Linked DNA regions of Homo sapiens: region 1 is linked to region 2. Evidence: chromatin loops called from intact Hi-C (ENCODE). Cell type or tissue: heart right ventricle. All regions are shown on one strand. Links, peaks and the distances in the headings refer to the core of each region. The heading gives the core; the rest is flanking DNA. Region 1 overlaps PDCD1LG2 (programmed cell death 1 ligand 2). Region 2 overlaps INCR1 (interferon stimulated noncoding RNA 1).

Region 1 (8,000 bases), core at 1-8,000, 57 kb after region 2:
TACCCATCCTTCCCAACTTTGTATTCGTCCTACTGTTTACTGACATGGATCCTCTGCTTCATTAACCATCCCTTCCTCACCACATGCTCTCTGAACTTGGCTGCACCTTTTCTACCTCCATGCCTTCTTTGCTCAGGTTTTTCCACATAAATATCATTATTTCCCTCTCTACTAGCTCCAAGCCCACCCTCTCTCTGGGGCAGCTCAGTCACTCCAGGGCACAAGGGGGTCTTTCCCTCATCCCACATTTTGAGACCTACTACCTGGACCATTTGTTTGCCTTGTAACTATGCTTGCCTTTTTAATTGCTATTTTATTTTCCATGTATTTTCATTGTTCACACAAGTCTTCTTTATTCCACACTAAGGCAAAAGCAGAGTCCTGTGTTCATAATAAGTGCTCAACAAATGTTGGGTTGATTGGGTTGGAGATTCCATCTTAGATAATCGCAGTCCCATCATGCCAGCTACCAGACTGTGTGGACAGCCAGGTCAGAGCAGCCAAATGATATTCTAGCTTGTGGCACAAATACCAGCAACAAAATAACCAAAGTCACACATCTGCCTCTGAGTTCCTGGCTTCTATTTCTCAAGGGCATTTTTAAGTTGTCTTATGACTGTTCCCTTTCTACTCATTCTCATAAATTGAGCTGTGGACTGCTGTGACCCACAAGCTTCTCCGGAAGTCAATGTATAAAACAAACACGGAAACGAAGAGTATGGTGGGTGGAGGGTACTCCACTGACTCTAGAATGGATGACTGAACATTCCAAATTTCAAGCACAAGTTAGGGAGCAACAGATCATTTTCCTTTTGAAATAGGGTTTCTTCTGCTCAGCCAGTTGTTGTATTTTCATTAGGAAATGGAATGGGACTACAGCACAAAAAATAAATATAAAAGGACCCTTGTAGGGCTGGCAGAAAAGAGAATCCTTCCTAGGAGACCTGGAGGTGATTCCAGGCAGTGGTTGAGAGCATGGGCTCTGATGTCAGACAGGCTTAAATTTCAAACTCTCTCTCTATTAGCTTTGAGAACCTAAATATCCTACTTAGCCACTCTAGCACTCAGTCTCTCATGTGTAGCATGAGGGTGAGTAGTGGTAGACAGTTTATAGGGTTATAGTGAGGATTAAATGAAATGTGCTTATAAAGTGCTTAGTACTCAGAAAGTGTGCAAACAGTAAAAAAAAATGGTATATCTAGCAAGTTGCATGCCTTACTTGTGAGTTCATGAAGTTGTGGCAAGGATAAGACAAATATTTTTTGCCATTGCATCATTATATCATTGCTAAGAGTATGCCATTATTGGCCAGGTGCGGTGGCTCATGCCTGTAATCCTAGCACTTTGGGAGGCTGAGATGGGTGGATTGCTTGAGGCCAGGAGTTCAAAAATCAGCCTGGCTAACATGGTGAAACCCCGTCTCTACTAAAAATACAAAAAATTAGCCAGGCATGGTGGCAGGTGCCTGTAATCCCAGCTACTCAAGAGGCCGAGGCAGGAGAATCACTTGAACCCAGGAGGCGGAGGTTGCAGTGAGCCAAGATCATGCCACTGCACTCCAGCCTGGGCAACAAGAGGGAAACTCCTTCTCAAATAAATAAATTAATTAATTAAATTAAAGAAACGACAAAAGAGTATGCAAGAATTTTAAAACAACTTAGAGGAATATGTATGAGGATACAGGCTAAGCTACCATAATGAAGAGACCTCGAAATACAGTGAGAAGCGAGACAGAAGTATCTTTCGTTCCATGTAACACTCAGGTGGTTCAGAGCAGCTAAGCAGCTATGTTCCATAGAGTCATTCAGTGATCCAGATTATTTTCATCTGTTGCTCTGCCATTCTCCAGGATGTTGTCCCTATAAAATTGTCAAAGCTCAGTCAGTGCCAAACCCATGTTTCAACCTTCAGAAAGTAAACGAGTGGTGGAAAACACATTCAATGTTTTAAGGCCAAGACCTTGAAAACTCACTCTCTTAGCCTGAACTTAGATTACATGGCTGGGCCCACTTAACTATAGGGGAGGCTTGGAAACATAGTCTCTGAGAAGCCATGTGTCCAGCTAATTCCCTAATACTAAAGTTGAAAGAAAGAATGGATTAACCAGCAGTATACCACAAGGTAACAAATGACTAGGAGGATCAGGCTAGGTGGACTAGAAAAGAGACAGTCAATTCAGTGCAACAATTCCATATTGGCACTTTTCATGTAGCTGTTGCTTGGCTCTATCTAGAGAGGACTCAGAGGTAGTTTAGATAAGGCCTTTGCCCTCCAAATACAGTCTAAGCAGACTGATTTCCTACTGGATGTTCAACTTTGGAGTCTTCAGGGATGAGTAGGGCTTCTGTACGTGGAAGAGACTATGAGGGAACCTGCACAGGACAAGGGTTTGCATAAAGACACTGAGGTAGGGACCTCTCCTGTTGTGGGGACAGTGAGAGGCCCAGGTCTCCTTGACTCACAAAGTGCTTACTAAGCACTTACTAGAAATTAAGAAGCAGATTATAATCAATATGGGTTATCCAATGTTTGGATGAGCAAGGCTCCTTATCTTTTCTTCGTTAATGTTAATCACACTCTTTTGGATGGAGACAAATATCTGTGGGGGCTGAGCTTTGGGTCAGATAGATCTGGGTTTGCAATCCTGGCATTGACTTTTACTTAGCAGTGATGACCTCACATAGATTATTTAGCAACTCTGAGACTTACTTCCTCAACTCTAAAATGAGGGGCTCAGACTAAATAATGTCTAATCTCTTCTCCAGTAAAACAATCCGTGGTTCTCAGATAGCACTGTGCTGGAGGTAGTGGGGTTTGAGGGCTGGGAAGTTGGGAGGACTGAGCCCTTCCCGCTGAGCAGTTTCGTCCAGTTTTTCCTGTACCAGCCTGTCATGTTTATTCCATGTGAATGACTCCAGAGGCAAAATTCAAGCTTTTGAATAGGGCACAAATTAACTTGAGTACCCTTTCATTTCCCTGTAGGTGAACACTCCTCTAGCCCTGCCTTTTGTCAGTCTGGAGCCCTTGTTCTAATCTGTACACACCAGAGGACTTTACAAGGCTTTCCCCAGCCTCCAGAATTATTCTTCTGATCCACCCTCTACTAAACTCACCCTTTCCTCAGTGCTAGGACGTTGAAAAACCGAAACAAGGCAAAGGGCCAATTGTAATAATTCACACTAAGGCATGAGTGACTAGGTTTAGTATATTAACACTACCTAGGATATTCTATTTCTTCCAAAAGGATCCTGTTAATCCTTGAAATTTAACAACTAATGGTATAGATTCTAAGCACTGTGAGTACTTGTCAGTGGGGGAAAGACATTTTTGGGCTGAGAGACTTTGCCACTGGGAAGAGAGAGAGGATGAGGAGGAGAAGGGGGATAGGGAGGAAAAAGAGAAAAAAGAAAGAAAGATGATTAGATGATAGATGGATGGATTGATGGATGGATGGAAAAAAATAACATGAGAGAGTGGTAAAAAGCACAGAATCTGGAACCAGACTGTATCTTAGCTGGGTCACTTACTATGTAACTTAGGGAAAGCTTCCTAGTCTCTCTGTGCCTCCCTTTCTTCACCAGTGAAATGGGGATCATAGCAGAGCCAACTTCACAGAGTGGTTGCGAGGAGTGGATGAGCTGATAGGTGCAGAGCACTTAGAATAGGGCCTGGTGTGGAGTAAATGCTCCACAGAGCTAGCCGTGTTGGCTGTCACCCACTCATGTGGCCAGCCTGTTGGTCTACCTCTTAGTTGCCATGTAACAGGATTCTGGTGCTTTTCCTTTGCCCAGGTCAGATGGAACCCAGGACCCATCCAACTTGGCTGCTTCACATTTTCATCCCCTTCTGCATCATTGCTTTCATTTTCATAGCCACAGTGATAGCCCTAAGAAAACAACTCTGTCAAAAGCTGTATTCTTCAAAAGGTAAGTGAGTTTTATTCATGGTAACCCAATGCACTGGGTGTCTGCAGCATGAGCCACTGCTTTGCACTGCAGGCCTATGGCTTGCTGCTTTCATGCTAAACCCACTCAGAGCTTATGAACCACTTTGAGCTTGTCTTGATGATTATTTTTCCCCAGAAGAAAATGGCTCTCATCGTCAGTGAGCTGAACTTCTTACACTGAGTTTTTTAAAGGGAATGTTTTGTTCTTATGTCTGAAAGAGTTTGTCTTATTCTTTGAGCCAAGAGCTTTCATCAGCCTCATGAGAGTGATGTTATTTTGGCAATGCAGAGAGCTACGTGCTCCGATTTTGCTGGTGGGAGGTTGCCAGGATCCTTTCTGAGGATTCCTTCCATTTTCACCCCTCTTTTCCCCAGTCTGGATATGACCTGGGTTAAACCCACCCCCTCTCCCAGGAATCTCAACCTCACGGTTGGGTAAGGAAAGGAGAAAGGTTTGTGAGGCCATTTGGGGATAAGGAAACAGCTGGTTGGTGGTGCATTAACGTCTTTCAGCAGCTCCCTTCGAGTTTCTCCTTAGCCTGTTGTATTCTTACCAACACACTCCTGTTCTGTTGTACCAGCTGGGACAGAGCATGCTGAAGCCTTTCAGCCCTGATTTCATTGCTTCATTGTTCATGTGTCTGTCTTTGGTTTCCTGGGTGGAGCCTGCCCACAAAACCCCCAGAATGTATGCAGGCCTAGCTGGTGCTTTCCTAAACGGCTCCCTTGTCTGCACTCAATGAACTTCTCCAAAGATCTATACATGGCCTCATCTATAGAAAGAGAAATGACATGTGGAAATAATTCAGTAGGAGTTTGCAGCAGCACTATCTGAGGACTAGGGGAATTTTAAGTGGTTGTTATCTTACATTTATACTCATAACTTCTATATTTTCATCTGCCATAAAATATTGTCATGTTCTATTTGTCCATTGCCCTATGTGTGTATGTATTCACTTGGGTGCTGACCACAATATTTCTAACTGTAGAATGCAAGGAATTGTTGCCAAAAGAAAAAGACAGAGGGAGGGAAGAAGATGGCCAGGGGAGTGAGGGAGAAAGAGAAAACAGGAGATGGAGAAGAAGAAAGATAGAAAGAAAAATAAATGTGGGAGGGAAGGGAGCTTCATGGTAAAGGAGGAGGTATGTCCAACAGAACTTCGACTTTTAAATAGAACCACTTCAGAGAGTTGTGTCAGGTGCACCTCAGTTGTCTTATCTTCTGCCATTCTTCTTTTACCTCTCACACCCATACCTCAGGGTTCAAGGCCTGGGGCCTGAGGACTCCTTAATAACTTCAGAAATGAGCAGCTGAGTGTTCCGTTCCAGCTGTCTTTGGGAGAATGGAATGGAGTCACACTCAAAGATAGAGTGGAAATAAATCCTCTCCTCATCCTTCACCCCAATCTTAAGAGTGAGTGAGGATATCAGTAGCTCCGAGCTGGGAGGTAAAGCTCAAGTTCTAACTGTGATTAGGAGACCTTTCTTACAAATAAGAATTAAGTGAATAAATGTGCAAACAATTTCTTTTATATTTTTAATGAACCAGAGAGAAATCATGGTTGCCTATATAACCCTTGTCTCCAACTCACTTGCATTCAGATCTGCTTTCTTACATGTGTCTGCCATGCACACAAACTTGTGTGCCATGGAAAAGGGTTGAGAACTGCTGGTGATGCAGACAGAGCTTTAAACCAGGGTCAGAGGGCTAGGCTGGGACCTTGTGCTGCCATTTGTTGGCTTTCTGACCTTGTACAAATTGCCTATCTTCTTTGAGATGGTCTTTCTATCTGTAAAAGGGGAAGCAGCAAGAGAAGGAACATTTTACAGCTTATTGGCCGAACTTCACTGCCGCTAGTGTGGTTCAACTTGGACTACAGAGAAATCTTCCTAACTGGTTTCCCTGTATTCACTCCTGCTACCTCCAACTTGGTCTGTTCTCACTTTTTGCTATAATAGGCTTTTAAAAATCATAAATCTACCATGTGTCCTCTGTCCAGACCTTCTCCATGGCTTCTTATTGCTCACTGGATGAAGTTCCAACGAGCCCAGGATGGTTTGACTCATGTCTCCAGCTTTAACTGCATCACCATCACCTTCATTGTCTAAAGCTCTAACCACACAGGATTTTCTAGTCCTCAGAGGCATGGCAGTCTTTCAATTCCGAGTTTTCTCATACAATATTGTCTCTTCTTAAAATATTTTTTCTTGTTGTCCACCTGAGTTGGAGTCATCTTTTAAATCTCAGCTAAGCTTATACTTCATCAAGTCTTTCCTAATTCTACCTCCACGCACCACACCCATTACATTAAATCCCCTTATTATATGTTTCCATAGCACCTACTTCTTCTTTCAGTATACTCAGCACACAATCACATGTCTAGGATCTGTTTTAATAGCTTGGACTACCAATTAAATTGCATCCCTTTTAATTTTCCAATTGATTCCTCAAGTACCCACATGCCCATCTTAGCAAGAAGTTCAGTGTCTCCCTCTTATAGCATGTACTTCTCCACCTCCCACAAACTGCCAGAAAGCTTACTTAGCCCACAGGGCCAGTGCTAGGCAGCTAGGTTAGTCCTCCAGAGGGCCCTGGTTTTGAGCAGTTGCTGTCTACTCCGGCCATGCAGAATCTCTGGTCCTTCCAGATGTCTCCATCCACTGTGCAAAGGTAACCTTGCTGGTTCCGATCCCCACACAGACCACAGTGCTACAAGATTACAGTTCTTATGGTTCCCCAACACATGCTCTGTCATTGGTCCCAAAGCAGGACCCCTATGGGTTGATGAGGTAGGAGGAGGTCCCTGCCTTAGCCACAGCTGCACACAGCCAGCCTCTTCCCTTCTAGGCCCTCATGTTGAGCCTGGGACGCCAGTCCTAACTTCCTTCTCTTCAGTTCCTCTTAGGGCCATTGGTATCCTGAATTTCTTAGTCCATTGCAAAGTTAAGTAAAGAAGCAGCAGGCTTGGTCCCTTTCCTTCCAGATGGCTTCTTAGCTCCTGAACAGATTTACCCACCTATACCTCAGTGACTAGCTCTGTGTACTAAAGTGTATTGGGAGGGCAGCCATTATTGGTCCATAAAAGGTCCTGCTTACCATTTTCCCCTAAGAGGAACCATTCAACAGTTTGGGGCTCGAGGGTGACCTGCTGGGCTCTAGAGAAGAAGCTGGCAACTTCTGTTGCAAAATAATGTTAAATTCTGCTTCATCTGCTTGTCTTTACGTTTCAAGAATACAGTAACTGTGTTTCTCTGATTCACCAATATATGCCCAGTGTCTAAAAAATTACCTGGCATATAATAAATGTTCAATGAAATTTTAAACATTGAACCTACTATATGCAGGTGAGTATGCTAGATCTGCTCTGTCCAATATAATAGCCATCTGTGGCTCTTTTTAAGTTAAATAAAAATTCATCAGTCACATCTTAAGTATTCACACACTGTAAGTGCTCAATAGCCATGTACAGATAATTGCTCCTGTATTGGACAGTACAGATATACAACATTTCCATCATTGCAGAAAGTTCTACTGAAAACCACTGTGCTAGACCCTTTACAAACTTCTCATTTAATTTCACAAAAATTGCTTGTGGCAAGGAGAAGTGTCTTTATGCTGGAGTTAAGAAAGTGAGGCTCAGAAAAGTTATATGACTTCCCAAAGTCATACAGCTGGGATTTGAATACAGGTCTGTTTGACTCCAAAACTTGTGGCCTATTTGTTGCAAAAGTGCTTAATACAAATTGGTTCAGTCAATATTATTATCTTTGAACAATGGAAGGAGAAAGTAAGTTTCAATCCAAAATAATTGAGTGACTTATACATTGACTTGCTGAGCCAATGGCAAAGTCAAGTTAGAATCCAGCAGAAGTCACCAGCTACAGAATCTAGATCTTTAGAACATGTCTTCAGATCTTCAGAACAGTGTTTCTTAAACTCTCTTGTGAAGGAACAGTTATCATCATAGGCTGGTAACAGTTCACCTACCAGCACCAGCCCATGAACCAGACTCTAAGTGGCACAGCCCTAGAAGATTGAGCCAGAATTTTACAG
Region 2 (9,866 bases), core at 1,051-9,050:
TGTCTTCTTTTAAGAAGTGTCTGTTCATATCCTTCACCCACTTTTTGATGGGGTTGTTTTTTTCTTGTAAATTTGTTTGAGTTCATTGTAGATTCTGGATATTAGCCATTTGTCAGATGGGTAGATTGCAAAAATGTTCTCCCATTCTGTAGCTTGCCTGTTCACTCTGATGGTAGTTTCTTTTGCTGTGCAGAAGCTCTTTAGTTTTATTAGATCCCATTTGTCAATTTTGGCTTCTGTTGCCATTGCGTTTGGTGTTTTAGACATGAAGTCCTTGCCCATGCCTATGTCCTGAATGGTATTGCCTAGGTTTTCTTCTAGGGTTTTTATGGTTTTAGGTCTAACATTTAAGTCTTTCATCCATCTTGAATTAATTTTTGTAAAAGGTGTAAGGAAGGGATCCAGTTTCAGCCTTCTACATATGGCTAGCCAGTTTTCCCAGCACCATTTATTAAATAGGGAATCCTTTCCCCATTTCTTGTTCTTGTCAGGTTTGTCAAAGATCAGATAGTTGTAGATAGGCTGCATTATTTCTGAGGGCTGCCCATCCTTATATCACCAATTCAATTGAGGAGACTCGACCAAATGTTTTATTTTTCTAATAACTGTTGCCAGTAGTATTCTGGGAAATCCTTCTAGCCTGTTGGGCAGTGAGTGACCCTCATCATATATCAGTGCAATTTCATGATTTGTAGATCACTTATTATGACTCAGTCTAGTCCCATGTTTTCTAATAGCTTTTGAGATCTAATTCATATACCATGCAATTCACTCATTTAGAGCAGGGGTTCCCAAACCCTGGACTGTGAACCAGTACCCATCCATGGCCTGTTAGGAACTGGGCTGCACAGCAGGAGGTGAGCACCCAGCAAATGAGCATTACCACCTGAGCTCTACCTCCTGTCAGATCAGTGGCAGCATTAGATTCTCATAGCAGTGCAAATCCTGTTGTAAACTGAGCATGCAATGGATCTACGTTGCTTTTCTTATGAGAATCTAACTAATGCCTGATGATGTGAGGTGGAACAGTTTCATCCCAAAACCATTTCCACCACCCTTCCCACAATGCACGGAAAAATTGTCTACGACGAAACTGGTCCCTGGTGCCAAAAAGGTTGGGGATTGCTGATTTAGAGCATACCTTTCAGTGGTTTTTAGTATATGCACAGAGTTCTGCAACCAACAATATAATTAATTTTGAAATATTTTCATCATCCCAAAATGAAATCCCATCCCTCTAGCAGTCACCCCCTAGTTCCCCTCATTCCTCCCAGTCTTAAGTAATTATTTCCTGTCTCTATGGATTTGCCTATTCTGGACATTTCGTCTAAATGGAATCATACAATATATACAATCTTTTGTGACAGGCTTCTTTCACATAGCATAATGTTTTCAAGGTTCACACACACTGTATCACGTATCAGGACTGCATTCATTTCTAAAGCTGAGATATATTCCATTGTATGGACATACTGTTTTTTATTGTCTCATTCATCAGTCTCTGGACATCTGGTTTGTTTCCAATTTTTTGATACTAAGAATAATGCTTCTATGAACATTCATGCAGACATTTTTGTGTGTACATTTCATTTCTTTTGAAATATACCTAGGAGTAGAACACTGGGTCGCTATGTTTAACATTTTGAGGAAGTGACAGAGTTCATCTCATTTAAAATTCCAATCCCATATTTTACAAATATGAGATATTTTACAAATATCTCTCCTCCCAGAATAGGTGAAACTTATGACCCTGCAATCTTCAAGTTGGGCAGAGAAATGGCTCAGGTCTCAGGCGGTTGCAGTCTAAGGGTAGTGGCCTGTGATAATGGCTGGGGCCTCCCATGCCTTTGGCTTCCTTCTCTTCTGCATCACACGAAGCCATAGTAACTGTTGGGGTTTTTGGTCATCCTTGAGGACTCAGGAGCCTGGGATGTGAATGATATCCCCATTTTCTTCATTCCTGAAAATAAGTCTACAGCCCTTTTCACTCCCCGGGTGTGGGACACCCAGTGAACCTCCCATTTTCAGAAACTTCAGGCAAGAAGCAGGTATTAATCTCTATACAAGGCACTCTCAAACTTTGGAGATATGCGTTTAGCACCCCTTTTCTCTCCCCAAGAATGAGAGGAGACTCAGATAATATACATCCACTCTAGGCTCTCGGAACCTTCTCCCTGTCTCTTAGTCTCCTTCTTACTTGTCTTTGTTCAAGGCCAGTGGGCCAGTTTAATTTCTCTCCTCCTCCTCTCTTCTCTCCTCTCATTTCCTGCCCCCAACCCTGCACTTGAAAGACTCATTGAAGGAATTAGGCCTGACTTTATTTTTTTTACCATATTAACAAAACGATATTTCTTTTTGAAAAATTTATTTTTATTATTTTTAAAGACAGAGTCTTGCTCTGTCACCCTGGCTGGAGTGCAGTGGTGGAATCATAGTTCACTGCAACCTCAAACTCCTGGACTAAAATGATCCTCCCTCCTCAGCCTTTCAAGTAGCTGGGACTATAGGTGTGTGCCACCACTCCTGGCTTTTTAATTATTTTTTTAATTGACACATAAATAATTATATAGATTTATGGAGTAGAGTGTGCTATTTCGACACATGTCTAAGATGTATTATAATTAAATCATAGTAATTAGCATATCCATCATCTGAAACTTTTATTTCTTTGTGTTGGAAACACTCAAAATCCTCTCTTCTAGCTATTTGAAAATATAGAATACATTGTTGTTAACTGTAGTCACCCTACAGTGCTATAGAGGCCTTACTTAAATTTGACCTTTGTGAGTTCAGTAACTTTTCCTCAACAAGAAGCCATCTACCCAGTTATTTCTTCACTATTCAGTAACATGGGGCAGAAAAAAATACTTAATCAGTGCCCCACATCAATCTGTTACACTTATAATAAATCTCTTTTTATTTTGAAAAGTTCTTTTCTGTGAATGAGCCAAACCTAGACCTCTCTCCTTCTAAGAACAAACAAGTATTTCAGTTGCTCCGGCCAGAACTTCAATTCACACCTTTCCTTCTCTTACTTTGAGACCAGGCCTTTCTTAGCACATAGAGACCAGGTGGGACTGCAAGCCAAGTGTGGACTTTGAGGATGATGACCAGTGACTCACCTCCAGCCCCTGGCTGACCATGACACAAGGGAGGCCAATTTTCGGGCTGGCCCCCATGTGGTCTCCCTCCTCCTCCTCTCTTCCCCCAGCTGCTCATGACCTGCCTGCCCCACCCCAGAAATTCCTTGTCCCCATTTTCTTTTTCATTTGAGACAGAGTCTTGCTCTGTTGCCCAGGCTGGAGTGCAGTGGCACGATCTCAGCTCACTGCAACCTCCGCCTCCTGGGTTCAAGCAATTCTCCTGCCTCAGCCTCCCAAGTAGCTGGGATTACAGGTACCTGCCACCATGCCTGGCTAAGTTTTGTATTTTTTAGTAGGGATGGGGTTTCATCATGTTGGCCAGGCTGATCTCGAACTCCTGACCTCAGGTGATCTGCCTGCCTCGGCCTCCCAAATTGCTGGGATTTCAGGCGTGAGCCACCGTGCCCGGCCCCCTCTCCCCATTTTCAAGAGATTAAGCTGGTCTTCACCTGCTTCCTTCACATTCCAGATAAACTCACAGCAGATCCCTGCTTCCTGACTTTGGAAACGTTGCTAAAGCAGGTTCTAGATAAACTGCTGCCTCCTCATTTCTCACACCTTCCTTAGCTCTTGCTCTTTGCCTGTTTTCCCAAAATTCAAGTGCATTTCTTTCTCATCCTCAAGCTGTATTTTTTTCCCTTATAAAACCAAGCAGAGTGGGAAATACTGGACTTATTTTTTTGGACCTGAAAGCATTAACATTGATTTAGCACCTGCTGTATGACAAGCACTGTTCTAGGTGATTTACATGAATATTTACATCATGTCATATTACAATATATTACATTACATCGCATCACATCACATACATTGTATTGCATCATATTATATTACATTGAACTACATTTGCATTACACTGCATTTGGAGGAAAATATCTTGGGAGGAAAGGACAGAAATGGTTGTAGCATTTCTTACCTACTCTGCCCTACATTCACAGGGTGATCTTGGTTAAGCTCTGTAATCTCTCTTTGTATTAACTTTCCCTTCTATAAGATAGGAGGGGCCTCATAGATTGGCTGGTGACATAATTATTAAACTCATTATATTCTTATTATAGTCTAATAGTTTATGACCAAAATTCTAATTTTCTATTTCCAAGTGACAATGCAATGTTGAAGGGGGTGCCTAATTCTACACACAGACACACACACACAATTTAGCTATGCCTCTCAGGAATCTTCTATTAAAAAGAGAACAAAGCTAAATTAAATAAATTGCCAGCCAGGCATGGTGGCTGACACCCGTAATCCCAACAATTTGGGAGGCTGAGGTGGATGGATCACTTGAGCTCAGGAGTACAAGACTGTTAGGTTTTGAAGGGAAGGCGAGACTTAAAGAAAGACACACACACATAAGAGGGAAGTTCAACAACAAATGCAGACTTTATATCCAGCATAAAACCTACAGAAGTCAGAGACCAGTCTAATGCCAGTACCTGCTGCTGCTTATAGGCTGGGGCAATTTATAGGTATGGGCAGGAGGGGTCTGGGCAGTATGGCTTGCTGCCTGGCAGGAAATTGATAAGATGGTCCCATGATGAGGCAGTTCTGGTCCTTGTTCAGGCAGGATGTCATCATGGTGTTCCTTGGACCTTTGCCCAGAAGGTCTTTGCCTTCTAGTTTAGCATAAAAAGGAAGAGGGGCATTGTTAATTATCTGGCTGTTTCCTGCTAAATAGGAGCACTGCACTCAGGCTTTGGGTTTTCAGCAGTGGGTGTCCGACTTTAGAGTTGTTTTCCTGGAAGTGCTGATACCAAACTTGGCAGAGAAGAATGGTATCGTGTTTCTATATAGCTGCCTGGACAAGGGAGTTCGGCCTTTGGGAGATAAAGCGGGATATGAAGGTGCGCACACATGGGCCAATTGTCAGTATTATGAGGGAGAAAATTAGGGACCCTAAGACAGGGGTTACCCAAGGTATCCACTTTAGGAAGGATGACCCCTGCCAACAGTGAATGACTTGATGTTGGATTTCTGCAGCCGTGTAATGGAGCCTGTGGGCTGCGTTGCGAACAATGCCGGCTTCATTAACATAAAAACAGCATTCTTCTTGGACATATACACATGTGCCCCAAGACAAGAATGTTAATCCAAACTGCACCATTTTGTAAGCGCCCTGCTATTTTGCAGACCTTGGTAAAAGTGACACATTTCATGGGTTTTTGGGCCATGAGAAACACCCTGCCTAACCACTTGACCACAAGGCCCACAAAGGCCCAACTAAAGAAATATCTCTATCATATCCTTCTGGGCAAAGGTCCAAGGAACACCACGATGACATCCCGCCTGAACAAGGACCAGAACTGCCTCATGACGGGAACATCTTATCAATATCCTACCGGGCAGCAAGCCATACTGCCCAGACCCCTCCCGCCCATACCTATAAATTACCCCAGCCTGTAAGCAGCGGTAGGCACTGGCGTTAGGCTGGTCCCCGACTTCTACAGTGTGCATATTTCTTTAACCCTCGCCTTCCCTTCAAAACCTAACAGGGATCAGCCTGGGCAATATGGCAAAATGCCATCTCTGCAAAAAAATACGAAAATTAGCTGGGTGTGGTGGCGCATGGCTGTGGTTCCAGCTACTTGAGAGGCTGAAGTGGTAGGATCGCTTGAGCCCCGCAGGTTGAAGTTGCAGGCAGCCCTGATTATGCCACTGCACTCCAGCCTGAGTGACAGAGTCAGACCCTGTCTCAAATAAATAAATAAATAAAAATAAATTAGAAACACATACAGCCCTTTGTTGATTTCTTTAAATGTTTTCTTCTTGTTATTTTTCAGTAATCTAACTATACTCTCCATTATTGCTTTTAAAAAATTATTTCTGTCTTTACAAAAGTAATTTGTGCTCATGGCAGACTATTTAAAAAACAAAATGAAGCCAAAGAAAGAAAATAAAAATTAACTGCAGGAGAAGGAGGCAAGAGAGCTAACTAGATGCAGCCAGGAGAAACACCTCTCACAGAGATCTTCCCAGATTTTCAGAGGGAAGGCATCAAGAGTGGACAGAGGGAAGACACAGAGGCTGGGCTGAAGCAGGAGGAAGCTGAAAACCCTGCATGAGGCTACCACACACTGGGACTTGTTCCTGGCCCCCAACAACTCCTGCAGAAGGGATGAGTTGAACAGGCAAGGAGAAACATGCTCTTGCAATGGGTCTCTGGAATCACGACAGGAAGAGACCCCTCAACCACTGTGGACACTTGAGTTGGCAAGGAGAGCTGCTTAGAGAAGTGGTAGGGGCAGAGCTCCAGGTGATGTGGAGCCCAGTAGGTTTCGTGCGGGAGTGTTTGTGGTGGAGTACAGCCAGCGATGTCCATCTCCCTAGGCTCAACTTGCTTCCATAGGAGACTTTAGCACCAGGGGAGCTGTCGGTCCTAAATTCTGCAGGGCGGTGTTGCCCATGAGATAGGGCCAGTCTGACTTCAGCACCCTTTGGTCTGCTAGCCTTTCCCAGGGCCCCAGCCTGTCCATGCCTGCTTGCAGTGCAGCCACCAGGTACCTCCTGGGAGCCCACATCATAGCACCTGTGCTGGCAGACCATGCCAGACTGTCAGAGTGCTGCAGCAGAGTAGCCCCCATGGACACACACCAGCCCACCCAGCTCATCCCCTAACTACAGCCTCCCCCTTGTTGCTTTGCTTGCACACACTTGCCCACAGCCACCCTTCATATCACTTTGCCAGTACCTGCGTGTACAGGCAGACCTCACCTTCCCTTCCCCACCAGCATACGTGTGAGCGTGTGCCCTGCCATGCCACTGCTGCTGGTGTGAGTATATCCTGCCCCTCCTTTCCCTGCAGCACTGTCCACTGTGATGGCAATGGCATTGTCATCAGAGTGTTGTTGGGCATGGAGCTGCCAGCTCCGCCCCAGCCAGTCCCCAGCCCTGCCCCTATGCGAACACTGCCTATGGCACAAAACTAGGCACAAAAACCAGCAGGCCCACCCCTGCCCTGAGCGGCCAATGCCTCCCATGTGAATGTGCACAGGGGGCACACACAGCCCTGCATCTAGCAGCATCCTGCTCCCATGCTAATCCCAACACTGGCACAAACATGTGTACAGTTGCTGGTGAGGGCCCCCCAACCTGCCTGAGCCATGCTGCCACTGCTGCTTCTATGAACACCTGCACGAAGGCTGGCACTCCGGCATCCACTAGCACCTTGCTGCAGCCAACAAGTGTGCACCCCACTGCACCGCTGCTGCCACTGCGACTGGCACATGCGACTGAGGATGGATCATGTTTCCACAGCCCTACAAAGCACTTTGGCTGGCACCATGCCTCAGAGAGTTGTGATCAGAGGTCCAGGAGCACCTCAGGCCCCTCCAACATAGCAGGTTCCTAACCTTAAGGAGCCAGAGAACAAGACCGGGGCCTGATACCAGTGCCCCAGAGTTATAACACACAGTTTGGGAGTCCTGAGCTGAGACTTGGGCCCCTAAAATCTTCCAGAAATGAAGCCAGTCTACTGAACCCACCTTATACCACAATCAAACCCCGAAGGTCATTAAATATGATATAAAAAGGGGGAAAAAAAAACAAAAACAGCAACATCAAAGATTGAAGGAACATCATTCTACAAAGATGAGAAAGAACCAAGATAAGAACTCTAACAACTAAAAAGCCAGATGGTCTTCTTTCCTCCAAACAATCACACTAGTTCTCCAATAATGGTTCTTAACCAGGCTGAGATAGCTGAAATGACAGAAGTAGAATTCAGAATATTGATAAGAACAAAGATCATCGCAATTCAGGAGAACACTGAAACCCAATTTAAGGAAGCTAAGAATCACAATAAAACAATACAGGAGGTGACAGACAAAATAGCCAGTATAGAAAAGAATGTAACTAAACTGATAGAGCTGAAAAATATACTACAAGAATTTCATAATGCAATTGCAAGTATTAATAGCAGAATAGAACAAGCTGAGGAAAGAATCTCAGAGCTTGAAGACTGACTTTCTGAATTAAGACAGACAAGGAGACAGTCAGACAAGAACAGAGAAAAAAGAATAAAAAGGAACAAACAAAACCTTTAAGAAAAATGAGATTATGTAAACAGACCAAATCTATGACTTATTGGTGTCCTTGAAAGAGATGGGGAGAATGGGAGCAACCTGGAAAACATATTCCAGCATATCATTCATGAGAACTTCCCAACCTAGCTAGAGAGGCCAACATTCAAATTCAGGAAATGCAGAGAACCCCCACAAGATACTTCACAAGACTGTCCCCAAGACACATAATTATCAGATTCTCCAAGATGGAAATGAAAGAAAAAAATGCTAAAGGCAGCTACATAGAAAGGAAAGGCCATCTACAAAGGGAAGCCCATCAGACTAATAGTAGACCTCTCAGCAGAAATCCTACGAGCCAGAAGAGATTGGAGGCCTATATTCAACATTATTAAAGAAAAGAAATTCCAACCAAGAATTTCATATCCAGCCAAACTAAGATTCATAAGTGAAGAAATAAGATATTTTTCAGACAACTCAACGCTGAGGTAATACATTACCACCAGGCCTGCCTAACAAGAGTTCCTGAAAGAAGCACTAAATATAATAAGGAAAGACAGTTACCAGCCTCTACAAAAATGCAGTTAAGTATATAGACCAGTGACAGTATAAAGAAACCACACAAACAATGCACAGAATGGCAAGCTGGATAAAGAAGCAAGACCCAATGGCATACTGTCTTCAAGGGACTCATATCACATGCAGTAACACACATAGGCTCAAAATAAAGGGATGGGAAAAAATTTACCAAGAAAATAGAAAACAGAAAAAAGCAGGGGTTGCAATCCTAATTTCAGACAAAACAGACTTTAAACCAACAAAGACCAAAAAAGAAGAAGAAGGGCATTACATAATGATAAAGAGTTCAACAAGAAGATATAACTATCCTAAATATATATGCACCCAACACAGGAGCACTCAGATTCATAAAGCAAGTTCTTAGAGACCTTCAAAGAGACTCAGACTCCCATACAACAATAGGGGGAGACTTCAACACCCCACTGACAATATTAGACAGATCATCAAGTCAGAAAATTAAAAAAGATATTCAGGACCTGAACTTAACACTGGACCAAATGGACCTCATAGACGTCTACAGAACTCTCCACCCAAAAACAACAGAATATACATTCTTCTCACTGCCTGCCACATGGCACATACTCCCAAATCAACGACACCATCAGACATAAAACAATCATCAGCAAATGCAAAAGACCAAAATCATACCAACCACTCTGTAGAACCACAGTGAAATAAAAATAGAAATCAAGACTAAAAAAAAAATTGCTCAGAACCATTCAATTACATGGAAATTAAACAATCTGCTCCTGCATGACATTTGGGTAAATAATGAAATAAAGGCAGAAATCATTAAGTTTTTTTAAACCAATGAAAACAAAGACACAACATACCAGAATCTCCAGGACACAGCTAAGGCAGCGTTACAAGGGAAATTTATAGCACTAGGTGCCCACATCAAAAAGTTAGAAAGGTCTCAAATTAACAACCTAACACCACAACAAAAAGAACTAGAGAAGTAAGAGCAAACCAACCCCAAAGCTAGCAGAAGACGAGAAATAACCAAAATCAGAGCTGAAATGCAGGAGAATGAGACATGAAAAACCATTCACAAGATCAATGAATCCAGGAGCTGGTTTTCTGAAAAAATAAATAAGATAGATAGACTGCTAGCTAGACTAATAAA

Evidence for each region. Peaks named below come from ENCODE experiments on the same cell type or tissue, not always from the same donor. Only the 100,000 strongest peaks of a DNase experiment are listed, where the experiment ranks them.
Region 1: a loop joins it to region 2, with 4 times the contacts of the local background. A loop is called at or near these places in 15 of 110 quality-filtered maps.

The regions. Positions count from the first base shown.
Region 1 is chr9:5,553,827-5,561,826 of GRCh38, forward strand. It overlaps PDCD1LG2 (programmed cell death 1 ligand 2), which reads left to right. Exons shown (of 7, transcript NM_025239.4): 5 at 3,792-3,926. All of the region lies in intron 1 of INCR1 (interferon stimulated noncoding RNA 1), which reads right to left. Among named protein-coding and RNA genes, the nearest start is that of PDCD1LG2, 47 kb to the left of the region's middle. In heart right ventricle, for the core only: no CTCF peak of the experiment used is centred there; DNase peaks (open chromatin) are centred at 4,345 and 4,439; H3K27ac peaks cover 2,214 bases.
Region 2 is chr9:5,495,414-5,505,279 of GRCh38, forward strand. The region is part of intron 2 of INCR1 (interferon stimulated noncoding RNA 1); the gene reads right to left. Among named protein-coding and RNA genes, the nearest start is that of PDCD1LG2, 10 kb to the right of the region's middle. RefSeq lists a silencer at 3,696-3,990 and an enhancer at 6,474-6,975. In heart right ventricle, for the core only: no CTCF peak of the experiment used is centred there; DNase peaks (open chromatin) are centred at 4,718, 4,990 and 5,528; H3K27ac peaks cover 3,749 bases.